2 separate regions of the Mus musculus genome follow, and region 1 is linked to region 2. A link is a loop called in an ENCODE intact Hi-C map of the cell type or tissue named here. Cell type or tissue: left cerebral cortex. All regions are shown on one strand. Each heading gives the region's core, and the rest is flanking DNA. Links, peaks and the distances in the headings are about the cores only.

Region 1 (5,367 bases), core at 53-5,052, 100 kb after region 2:
TAGATGTGGCCAGGAGCAGGTGCTGGCTTCAGGCAAGAAAACACACAGAGGCTCGGTAGAGCTCTCCATCTCCCCGCAGAAGCCCAAGTCATTGCTGCGGCTCCTCCGCTCCCTTCCCAGGCATCCGTGCAGAAAAGCCCGATGCCGCCCAGGCCCAGAGGGAGGCAAGAGAACAGCCTCTTGGGATAAGCGCCCCGAGGGGGAGGGGACCTACAGGCAGAGTCTGCTTTAGGGTCTGACTTCCAGGACCTAAAACTATTCCCGAGGTCTCAGCGCTGCTGAGGAGTGGTGACATTGGAGTGAAGGCTGCCAAGCCAACCGGGACTTCTGAACAGAAACCATCACACTGGTAGTTGCCTGGCTTCCGGCACCGGCTCTGCCCTGACTGTGGTGGCATCTTACACTGGAGGCGCAGAGCGATTCCCTAAACTAAAGGTGAAAATGATTCAGCCACTGAATGGCCAGATTCCTGGGCTCCCGCTAAACAGATGGGCCTCCTCCCTCCCTCCCTTCAGCAGCCTGCTTCGACAGCCTGTGTCCAACCACCTAGAAGTTTATTGCCTTGCTGTTTGGTTTGGTCGGCATCCCCCGCCTCTGGCGCTCCCAGCGCTCCCTCTCCATTGGCCTGGGTTGCTTTAGGACTGAGGGAGGCCCTGGGCACCGCAGGAAAACAAGAAACCAACGAGGGTCTGACTCTGGGGATACCAGGAAGGCAATGCCAAAAGAGGGGAAGGGTCTACCTCCAGCCCCCTCCAGCCTTGGCAGGTCCCAGAGGTGGCGGAGGACCCGGCCTGGCCTTCTGGCAGGTGCAGATCTCTGGCCTGCTCCTCAGGATATGCTGAGACTTTGGCTCGGCTGCTGCGGCAGGGGCCGGGCCCTGCTGCTGGAGAGCCCCCAACCCTTCCTTGGGTTGGCATGGGCCACTGTCCCCATCAAGCGTGGGGCAACCTGTGGCCAGGGGCCCGCTGAGGCCTCCTGGGAATCTAGGAGATGCCCCAGGAGCCCACAGCCCAACTGGAAGGCGAGGCTCAACTTCCCGGGAGATAAACAGAAGGAGAAAGAGGGGGACGGTCCTCATTCCTCCCCCCGCCCCCGCCGCCTGCCGCCCGCACCTACCTCCATCCGAGTAGGTCTCCGTGCCGTAGCCATCCTGCAGTCCGTTGCTCCAGGTCCCTTCGTATTTGGCTCCGTTGCCCGTGCACTCCCGCACCCCGTAGCGCCCCTTAAATCCGTGCGTCCACTCGCCCTTGTACACCCACTTCCCCTTGCTCTCCAGGCCGATGCCGTGGCGCTTGCCCTGCGCCCAGGTGCCTTGGTACGTGTTGCCGCTTGGCCAGGTGTAGACGCCCAGCACCTCAAAGCCGTGGCTCCACGAGCCGGTGTATTCGCCCTGGCCCTTCGGGCCGGTGCAGACGCCATGGCCGTGCGCCTTGCCGTCCTCCCAGCCTCCGCAGTAGGACCCTCCATCGTCAAAATTAAACCTACCCCCACTGGACATGCATGTAACGCGGTTTGCGAATCCCGCAAGCGGTGAAAAAAAAAAAAAAAAAAAAAAAAAAAGAAACAAGGCGATCAACAAACCGGAGTCTTGGTTGGCTGGCTGGCTTTTTGTTGCGATGCTCTTTTCGGGGGGGTGGGGGGGGGGAGGACGAAGCACGCCCGCGACCCCGCGCGCGGACCGGCGGCGGCGTCTAGGTCCGCCAGCGGCGATTGTTCATTTTCGAGCTGCGCCGGAGCCTGACCAGCGTCTCGCGCTCCCGCTGGAGACAGGACCGGGAGGAGGCGGGGGAGGGGCGGCGCAGGGCGGGGGAGCGGCTGGTGCCCGCGGCTCCACCTCGCCGCCAGGGCCCCTCGCCGCGCGCCCCGGGAGCGGGAGGGCGCGGGGCGCGGCTCAGGCCCGGGCGGCGGGGCCCGCGGGCGGCGGCGCGCGCGGCTGCACCGATCCCGGCCGGACCGGGCAGCGGCACTGCGGCGGCGGCTTGCGCTCCGAGCCCCGGCAAGCGCGCGGCCGCCTGGAGAGGGGCGCTGGCGGGCGCGCGCGCGCGCACGCGAGGACCCCGGGGCGCCCTGCCCCTCCCCTGGCCCGGGGTCCGGCCGGCGCGCCCCAGTCTCCGCTGCCAGGGGCTGGGATTTAAAGGGACAGGAACTGCGTAACGGGAAGGAACCGGGCACCGCGAGCGCACGCCGCGGTGGGGAGCCGGGAGGAGGCGCGGGCGCCGCAGGCAATCGAGGGCCGCGCGGTCCCCACCCCGCTACCTCCGGGGACACCCGCACCGCGGCCCGTGCGGGCCACGACTTGACTGAGAGGCTCCTGCCAACCACAGGTGGTTTCTCCCTGTGACACACTCTCTCCTCCTTCTTTCAGGGCCGCTGGGGGGTCCCCGGGGAGGCGCTCACCTTCGAAAACACACCTTTAGCGAATAGCGTTTAGCCCCTCTAAAAATTAATAGAAAGTTGGGTCACACGTTTGCATCTTGGAGCAAAGCCACCCCAATCCCGTGGGCCTTGCGCCCTGGCCAACAGGTATCCCCCCCACTCCAGAAGCTGTCGCTCTTTGGGGTTACCACTCCGCGGTTACTAGGTCTCTCTCTCTCCCTCTCTCTCTCTCTCTCTCTCTCTCTGTCTCTCTCTGTCTCTCTCTCTCTCTCTCATTACCCACCCCCACCAAGAGATGCTAGCATCATGGGACTAATTGAAAATGCATTTCCTGGACCATCAATCCGAAGACAGGAGCCCACATCCCCTGCCCTCCCGGACTGCATGCAGGGAATGGCAGCGGGCATTGCAGTGGGCTGAGGAGGAGGGGGTCTGCATGGCTTCACAGTTGCACAGGGTTGGGGTTAGTGGGGGTTGGTGGTGACAAGAGACCCAGTAAGCCCCGGTGGTGGGGAGTCCCTGACTGGGAGCAAAAGAGGTGCATGGTGGCACCTGCAGCCAGCCGGGGTCATCGGGGCGCTTCCAGAACCCCAGATCTCAACCCCAACCCCAACTCCTTGTCTTAAGCACAACAACCTCTCCTTAAGGCCCACCAGTCAGATGGTGGCATCCTCTTTTCTCCCCAAAGGCTTTGAGAAGCTGTCAGTTCCTGTTCTGTATCCGAGGTTTCCAGCCACTCTGGTCCTTGAGTCAGGGTTTGCCTTCAAATGGCCTATGGTGGACTTCAGGGTGCATCACATCTTGGACTTGATTGGAAGTTAGCATGCATAGCCCACCATCACCAAGCAGACACACATCAGCCTGCCGTATACCTGGAGGGCAGAAAATCTCCAATCTCCCAGACTTTGTTTCTGTGTGTTCCAATGTGTTAATGGACTATGAGCCAGTGGGATGAGTCTGTTAGCTTATTACGAGGATGTGGTCAAGTGGGCCACAGACTCATCTTCTATAGGCTGGGCTTCACATCCTGATTCCAGGCTGTGTGGCTTTGGGTAGCCACTTCATGTCTCTGTGCTCAGTTGCCTGACCTGTAAAATGGGACTAACAGTTCTAGTTGAGTCCCAGTGAGAATCCAAGGACCAGGTATCCAGCATCCAGTGAGGGTGAGGGAGTAGGACTGTCACTGGGATCGTGATGGGGAGGCTGAGCTCTCAACCTGCCACTCCTTCCCCTACACTGTAGGGATAAACCATGCCTGGCAACACACTGTGTCTTCCATTTTATTTCCTGCCCCCCTTTTGCTGACTCTGCAGCCCTTGCTCACACAGCACTGCATGGCAAATACATTCCCTCTGGTAAGTGATGCTGGTCTCCAGCCAGATACTGGGTACTGCTACCCCCAACCACACATGCCTTTTGCTCTCTGCCATTCTGCCCACCCTCCCCTGAACCCCACCTCTCATCTCCCACTGCCAGGGTCACTCAGGCCGTGTGACTTGCTCTGGTCTCTGGAGCAAAGACATTTGAGGCGTGTTTGTGCAGTTTGGAACCGTTTGCCCCATAAAGTAGGGCTGGAGGTATTGATTGCATTTCAGAGGAATTTTGCCAGAGTGATTTAAACACAGTACCACCCAGCAACTTAAAACAAGAGCCAAGGAAGAGGCAAAGCTGCCCTCGCAAGCAGGGTTCTGCAGCCTCTCACTGGGGATGAAACCAGAGCCTTGTGTGCTCATGTGCTAGGCAAGCGCTCTACCACTGAGCTGCAGCCTCAATCCTCCCGCCTCAGTCCTCCATGAACTCTCTGGGTGCTGAGCTTGGCTGGAAACCTGGCCTCGGTGACCTCAGGTGGAATCACAGGCTCTCCTTGTCTAGAAGATCGCCTGGCCCCTCTGGATAAAGAGCTTTGCTAATGAGAAAATAGTAACAGTTGAGGTCCCAGGTTCTATATCTCTTTGTTGTTTGCTTCTCTTGCTCCATGCCCAGGATGTTTTCTGGTTGTAACTCCATGGTGTGTGGGGGCGGGGAGGGGGGGTTGGCGCTCTACCTCCTCTATGCAGAAATCTCCTTTTTATCTCCAATGAACCTGCTTGTCTCTTTGAAAGAACTCAGCCATGGGCTGAGGAGTGAGCACTGGTAGAATGCTTGTCTGGCACGCGGGAGGTGCTGGGTTCAGTCCCCATGACTTGCTCATCCCAGAAAGAAGGTGTTAAGAACTGAGAACTGAATGGAAATTATTTCAAACTGTCAAGAAAGCACCTATAAAATACAATGTTTCAGGCCTGGAAAGATGGATCTTGCTGCTCTTGCCGAGCAACCAACCAGCTTGAGTCTCCCCCTCCCCCAACCCCCTCACTGCACGGCTCCCAATCAACTGTAATCCTATTTCCCAGGACTCAGATGCCCTCTTCTGGTCGCCATCTGCACTGCACACATATGGTATACATATAGAGACTCAGATACACACACACACACATACACACATATAAAATAAAAACATAAATATTTTAGAAAAACACCATCTAGTGTCACCTGTAACCCTGATACTCCCCACCCCAAAAGCAAAATCCCCCTAATGAATGGTTTTGGGGTGCATGGCCAAGCCTTCTCCCACTCCTAGGTGGGTTCTGCTTTCCTCTTCCCTGAACTCTGACTGGCTTGTGTTAGCTCATGAACAGTGAGGGGCAGCCTTGAACTCCGGGGATGCTGCTGGAGCTCGGGACAGTGACCATGCTGTAAAGAAGCCCAGATGGTGCATAGGCAAGAAAAGTTAAATAAATAAATAAATAAATAAATAAATAAATAAATAAATAAATAGAGCAGGACTCCCAGAAGCAGTATCCAGGAGGAGCCGTGTGCACACCGTCCTGGGAGAGAGTCCCTGTTCCAACCTCATCATATCTTAATCTCTGAACAGAATGGATTGTTGTTTTAAGCCAACGGCCATGCAAACTCCAGCTTGTCGGGCTTTGTTTTTGCTACCATTGTTCTTTG
Region 2 (5,367 bases), core at 323-5,322:
GGGAGCTAGGGAGGCGATGGGCTTGCCCGGGCATGTCCTGGTCTGTTCTGCTATGTTCTCAGCCCCAGGTTTCAAAGCTCAGAAACAACTCTTTGGGCTATTTAACATACATTACATGAATTACAGTTTTATTTCCTTTCACAATCACATTGGTTGTTTGTGGTGAAGGTGGTTAGCAGTCAGCATCCTCTTCAAGTCCTTTGTTGTTAATGGACTTTCCTTTCTCCTCTGAACTTCAAGTTGAAGACAGCAGAGGGCGCCCTGCCACGGATATAAAAGGGAGTCTAAAATTGACGCGTTACATTTAAGTCAATCTATTAAATTTTCAAAGATGTGAATTTTACTAAAATAGAACCCGGTACTTAATCTTTTCACTATTTTAGGATTCTGACCTCACTCTATCTGCTCTGTTCCCTTTCCTTCCTGGTAATGAACATTTCAACCTCCCGTGAATCACTGTGACATGTACCATCAAGAGCTTTTCCAATTTAGCTTCGAGATTCTTTCAGATAATGAAAGCATTAGTCCCTGCAATTTCCAGATCTTTCTAAGTCTTCCACAAAGAATATGGTCTCCCTTTCACAGGCCTGAAGAGGGAATGCTGGTGTATATGTGTGTGTGTGTGTGTGTGTGTGTGTGTAAGTGGACTGATGTGATGTTCTTTGAAGGCCTGTTCCACTTTAAGTGTGGTGCTCAGAGGTTACCTAATATTTTCAGAACAATGAGGAGGATAAGAGATGTTTTAGGTTAGAGCTTGTTAGAAACAGCGGTTCACCTGAGCAGTGGGCAGAGCAGCCTGTTGCTACAGTGCAGAAGGGGTCTGGAGGCTCAGCTCCAGTGGCTGGCTATCTCTGATCCGGTAACTATTTTCCCCCTCTAGCATTACACATGATCTGCAAGCAGTCTTGGAGATCAGCAGAGCCTTCATTTGGTTCCTCTCTTCTCTCCCCTCCTCTTTTTCCTTTTGTAGAACTTTTGGAGAATTCTCTCCTCCAGGCATGATATTTCTGTCTCTATCTTGAAATCAGAGCTGTTTTGGCTGGGCAGTGTGGCTCATGCCTTTAGTCACAGCACTTGGGAGGTCACTGAATATCTGAGTTCAAGGCTAGCCTAGTCTAAAGAGAGGGTTTCAGAACAGCCAGGGATACACAGAAAAACCTGTCGTAAAAAAACAAAAACAAAAACAAACAACAGCCAAAAAAGAAAATAGGGGAGGGAGGAAATAAATCAAAGCAGTTTTATTCTGTGTCTTTCCTAGTAATGAAAATTTTAACCTCTGGTGAATCACTGTGACCTGTATTAAGAGCTTCCCAATTTAGCTTTGAGATTCTTTCAGATAATAAAAGCATTAATCCCTGCAACTTCCAGATCTTTCTAAATCTTCCGCAGAGGATATACTTTCCCTTTCAGCCCTGAAGAAGGAACAGTGCTATATATTGCGAACAGTGGAGAATGTTAATAGCCTCTTACAACATTGGGTCTTTTCATTTTCTCCTGCAGAAGGAAGGGGCGACCACAGACTCTCACTAGAGACTCCAACCGCTCCTCGCTCAGCCGCCTCAGCTGCCAGGAGCTTAGTGCCAGGCTGTACAGGAGGTGGGAGGTGGCTTGGGTACCAGTGATACAATGTTTATAAATTCCTCATCCACCCATGCTAGGTGAGACGTTTATGAGACGTGGCTGCCTTCGAGTCACCTGTGCTCCTGTAAATCAAAACAAACAACTCAGTACTTCAACAAGCTACTGAGTCCAAGCTACTGGACTTGGAATAATTTCTTTGGTCTTTTAGATCTCTCTCTCTCTCTCTCTCTCTCTCTCTTGTATCTATCTATGTATCTATCTATGTATCTATCTATGTATCTATCTATCTATCTATATTTTTTTATGATAGAGGGTTTTCTCTGTGTGGCCTTGGCTGTCCTGAAACTCTCTTTATAGATCAGGCTGGCCTTGAATTCATAGAGATCCAACTATCTCTGCTTCCTGAGTGCCAGGATTCAAGGCTGTGCTATCACTGCCCAGCTGTTTTTTGGTTTGTGTGTGTGTGTGTGTTTGTATAAAATATATTTTAATCAGATTCTTTCCCCTCACCAAACTCCACCTTGATACCCTACCACCACAAACACAAACAGCGGCTTTTGGATGGTAAAAATACCCCCTGATTGGCTTTTCCTTTGGGAGTGAGATAGGGCTGTTAAGGGATGCACACCTGGGATAACTCTACAGATAGGTTCTAGCTGAGATGAGCTTTCTGAAGACAATTTCAATTTCATCTTTGAAAAGTATGGAATGAAGTTGGGCAGTGGCACACACCTTTAATCCCATCACTCGGAAGGCAGAGGCAGGCAGATCTCTGTGAGTTCGAGGCCAGCCTGCTTTACAGAGTGAGTTCCAGGGCAGCCAAAGCTACAGAGAGAAACCTTGTCTCCAAAAAGACATAAGAAAAATGATGGAACGCATCATGCATTTGCGTGCTATTCTTTCGCAGGGGCCATGCTAACAATCCCTGTATCATTCCAATGTTAGCATATCTGCTGCCAACGCGAGCACATTTCTTTTATCTGTTGACGTCCTGTTTGGGGTGAAAAGTTGATTCTGTGTATCTCTTCAGGAAAAAAAAAAAAAAAAAGAAAGAAAAGAAAGAAAGAAAGAAACCACACAACACCATTGTTTTCCTCAAAAGCAAGTTTTCTTCTTAAGAACTAGGTTTATGGAAAAACCTGGAACTGAATTGGGAGCTCCCGCCTCCTCAGAGCGTCAATGATTAGTGGTTGGCCCGATCCAAGGCAGTTTCTTTAAAGGCTGTGCTTTGGCAGCGTTCCCACCGAGAAAGAAGATTAGTTCCTCGTCTATGTGTTCCCTTTGCCAGTATTTTGCTTGCCCTTGTCCTTATTTTGCGCCATTCCTTGATTACAGCTCAAAGACGACACCCTCTAGGCAATGCACTCTGCTCTTTCAAAACCGCGGGTCCCTCTTCCACTGTACCATTTAGGTCAAACCCGGGAGCATATTTTCCTATTACGTATCTGCCAGACCGTAAATCAAGCACCGTCGGGAGTACAGATACCCATCACCAGCCCGGGTCTCCCAATGGAGGGACATGCTGGTCCAGTGAAGCATCGCCAGCAGAAGGGCAAAGGCACTGCGGGAGGGCCTGACAGGTCCTGGCACATTTTACATGGGATAGGGAAAGAGGGCTGCCTTAATTCATGTCAGGAATCCCTAAGTACGTGGAAATTCCTCTGTGGGATGAGGCGGTCAGCATCCCACATGCTCGCGTCTCGTTTAGAGTCACGCAGCTTGCTGGTGTGCCAGCGGAGCGGCTCCCTACTCACGCGGCCCGAGACGGACCCAAAGTACTGGTGGGATCGGCTGCTCCACGGAACACCAGAGCAAAGGACAGGAAGTGAGCCTCCTATAGCGCGCCGCTCGTTTCCGGCCCGGCAGAACATCATCATTCATTTGCCTCCGGTTGTCTCCCGGGCGCCGCTTCCGAATCGGCGCGATGGGCAAGAAGGGAAAGAAGGAGAAGAAGGGCCGCGGCGCGGAGAAGACGGCCGCCAAGATGGAGAAGAAGGTGTCCAAGCGCTCGCGGAAGGAGGAGGTGAGCGGGGCCCGGAGCGGCGTGCGATCGCGGGCGGGAGACCCGGAGGCGGGGTTGCGCCCGGTGTCCCTGGGTGGCTTCGGGCCTGCGCCGAGCCCGGTGCCCCCGGGCCTCTCCTCTCTCGGGTCCCTTTGCAGTCCCGAAACTCCTCGTTTATCCGGTCGCCCTCTCTTCCATGGAAGACCAGATCTGTCCTGTTCGGTTCCGCGTGCTTACCTTTCTGTGGGCAGAGTAAAGCAACGTGGTGGGGCTTAGTAGAGGAGAAGTGAAGCTGGGTGATTCCTGCTTGGTCCAGGTCTGCGTTCCGGGAGTAAAGCCGTAACGGTCCTGCGCCTGTCCCCACTCCCCAGCCCCCAGCCCTAAAAGGAGAGCAGATTTTCTTCCAGCAGCCTCAGGGAGTGAGCCACGAGTAGGAATTTGGGGGTTGTGTCTGTTGGTTTTCGAGACAGGGTTTCTCTGTCCTGGAAGTCACTCTGTTGACCAGGCTGGTCTTGAACTGAGAGAACTCCCGCTGCTTCTACCTCCCGAGTGGAGTGCTGGAATTAAAGGCGTGCCACCATCAGCAGGATTTAGTAACCAGACAAGTCACTGAAACTGCGGTGTTTCAGGACATTTGGTTGTGACCTTCACTCATATTCTTATAGGCATTGATTATCCCAGGACCTACAGGTGGATCTGTGCGGAAGTTCAAGCACCGTGCTTGCTGTTGTCTTAGGGCTTTCTGACCCAAGAAACTATGGAGGCAGCTTTGATGGCCACGTTTAGCTCAGTGGTCTGCCAGGCACAGGACTTCCTGGGCTCCCCTCCTCATAACCTTGGAAGAGGGAACCTCAATTGAGAATATACCTCCATAAGATTGGCCTGTGTGGAGCTGGAGAGATGGCTCAGCTGTTAAGAGCATATGTTGCTCTTCCAGAGGATCCAGGTTTTATTCTGTGGACCCATCTGGGAGCTCACAGGTCTCTGGCCTTTGTGGGCACCAGGCACACATTCTGGCAAGACGCCTACACATATGAAATAACGCATTTTTAAAAACCTGCTTCTAGGCAAATCTGTGGGGGTATTGTCTTGATTAGTGATTGGTATTGGAAGATCTAACCCATACCTGGGCAGGTGGCACTGGGTCGTTAAGAAAAAAGCTGAGCAAGCTACAGCAAACTAGCCAAGAAGCAGCTATCCGCCTTGGTCTCTGCTTCATCTCCTGCCCCTGGGGTTCCTGCTCTAACTTCCTTTCAGGATGGAATGTAAGCTGTAAGGTGAGATAAACCCTCTCCTTCCCGGTTGCTTTTGATCACAGCAATAGAAAGCAAACTTGGACACCCTAGTAAACTCAGGGGAGTGGGCACTGTGTGGGTGTGGGAAAGTTTGGTTTCAGTGCTGGCCAGCATGCTTGTTGCCTTAGTGTCCAGGTCTGTGGTGACAGCTGGGACGTAGGTAGGGGCTGTCGAGTGGTAGCCCGCAGGTTAGCACCGACCCTGTCATTCAGGCACTGGTCTAAAGGACTCAAGGCCTGTTCTCATGGAGCCCATATCTTAGCATGGGAATAGGAGCTGGAAACCAGTAAGCAAGAGGAATCCCAGGAATGGCTGTGTAGACAGCAAGGTAGGCTGTTGGCACAAACAGGTTGTCAGAGGGCAGTGTGGCCAGGTTGCAGTTCCCTTCATAGAAAACCCTTGATTGATTGGCAGGAGGTGCGCATGCGTCTACACCTACAGAAAGCTGCTTTGATTGATTGGCAGGAGGTGCGCATGCGTCTACACCTA

The links. Hi-C counts contacts between places; a loop is a spot of excess contacts. Peaks named below come from ENCODE experiments on the same cell type or tissue, not always from the same donor. Only the 100,000 strongest peaks of a DNase experiment are listed, where the experiment ranks them.
Region 1: a loop joins it to region 2, with 3 times the contacts of the local background. A loop is called at or near these places in 2 of 42 quality-filtered maps.

Annotation. Positions count from the first base shown.
Region 1 is chr8:121,726,754-121,732,120 of GRCm38, reverse strand. Jph3 (junctophilin 3) reads right to left here and starts at 1,562. Exons shown (of 5, transcript NM_020605.3): 1 at 1,117-1,562. The coding sequence starts at 1,498. It overlaps Gm46065 (predicted gene, 46065), which reads left to right and starts at 1,644. Exons shown (of 3, transcript NR_165833.1): 1 at 1,644-2,324. In left cerebral cortex, for the core only: a CTCF peak has its summit at 4,814 (motif pointing left); DNase peaks (open chromatin) are centred at 1,136, 1,294, 1,702, 2,222 and 2 more places; H3K4me3 peaks cover 2,332 bases; H3K27ac peaks cover 2,031 bases.
Region 2 is chr8:121,827,619-121,832,985 of GRCm38, reverse strand. Klhdc4 (kelch domain containing 4) reads left to right here and starts at 3,417. Exons shown (of 12, transcript NM_145605.2): 1 at 3,417-3,604. The coding sequence starts at 3,506. Gm24283 (a small nuclear RNA gene) reads right to left here and starts at 2,550; the gene lies at 2,444-2,550. In left cerebral cortex, for the core only: no CTCF peak of the experiment used is centred there; a DNase peak (open chromatin) is centred at 3,374; H3K4me3 peaks cover 1,927 bases; H3K27ac peaks cover 1,112 bases.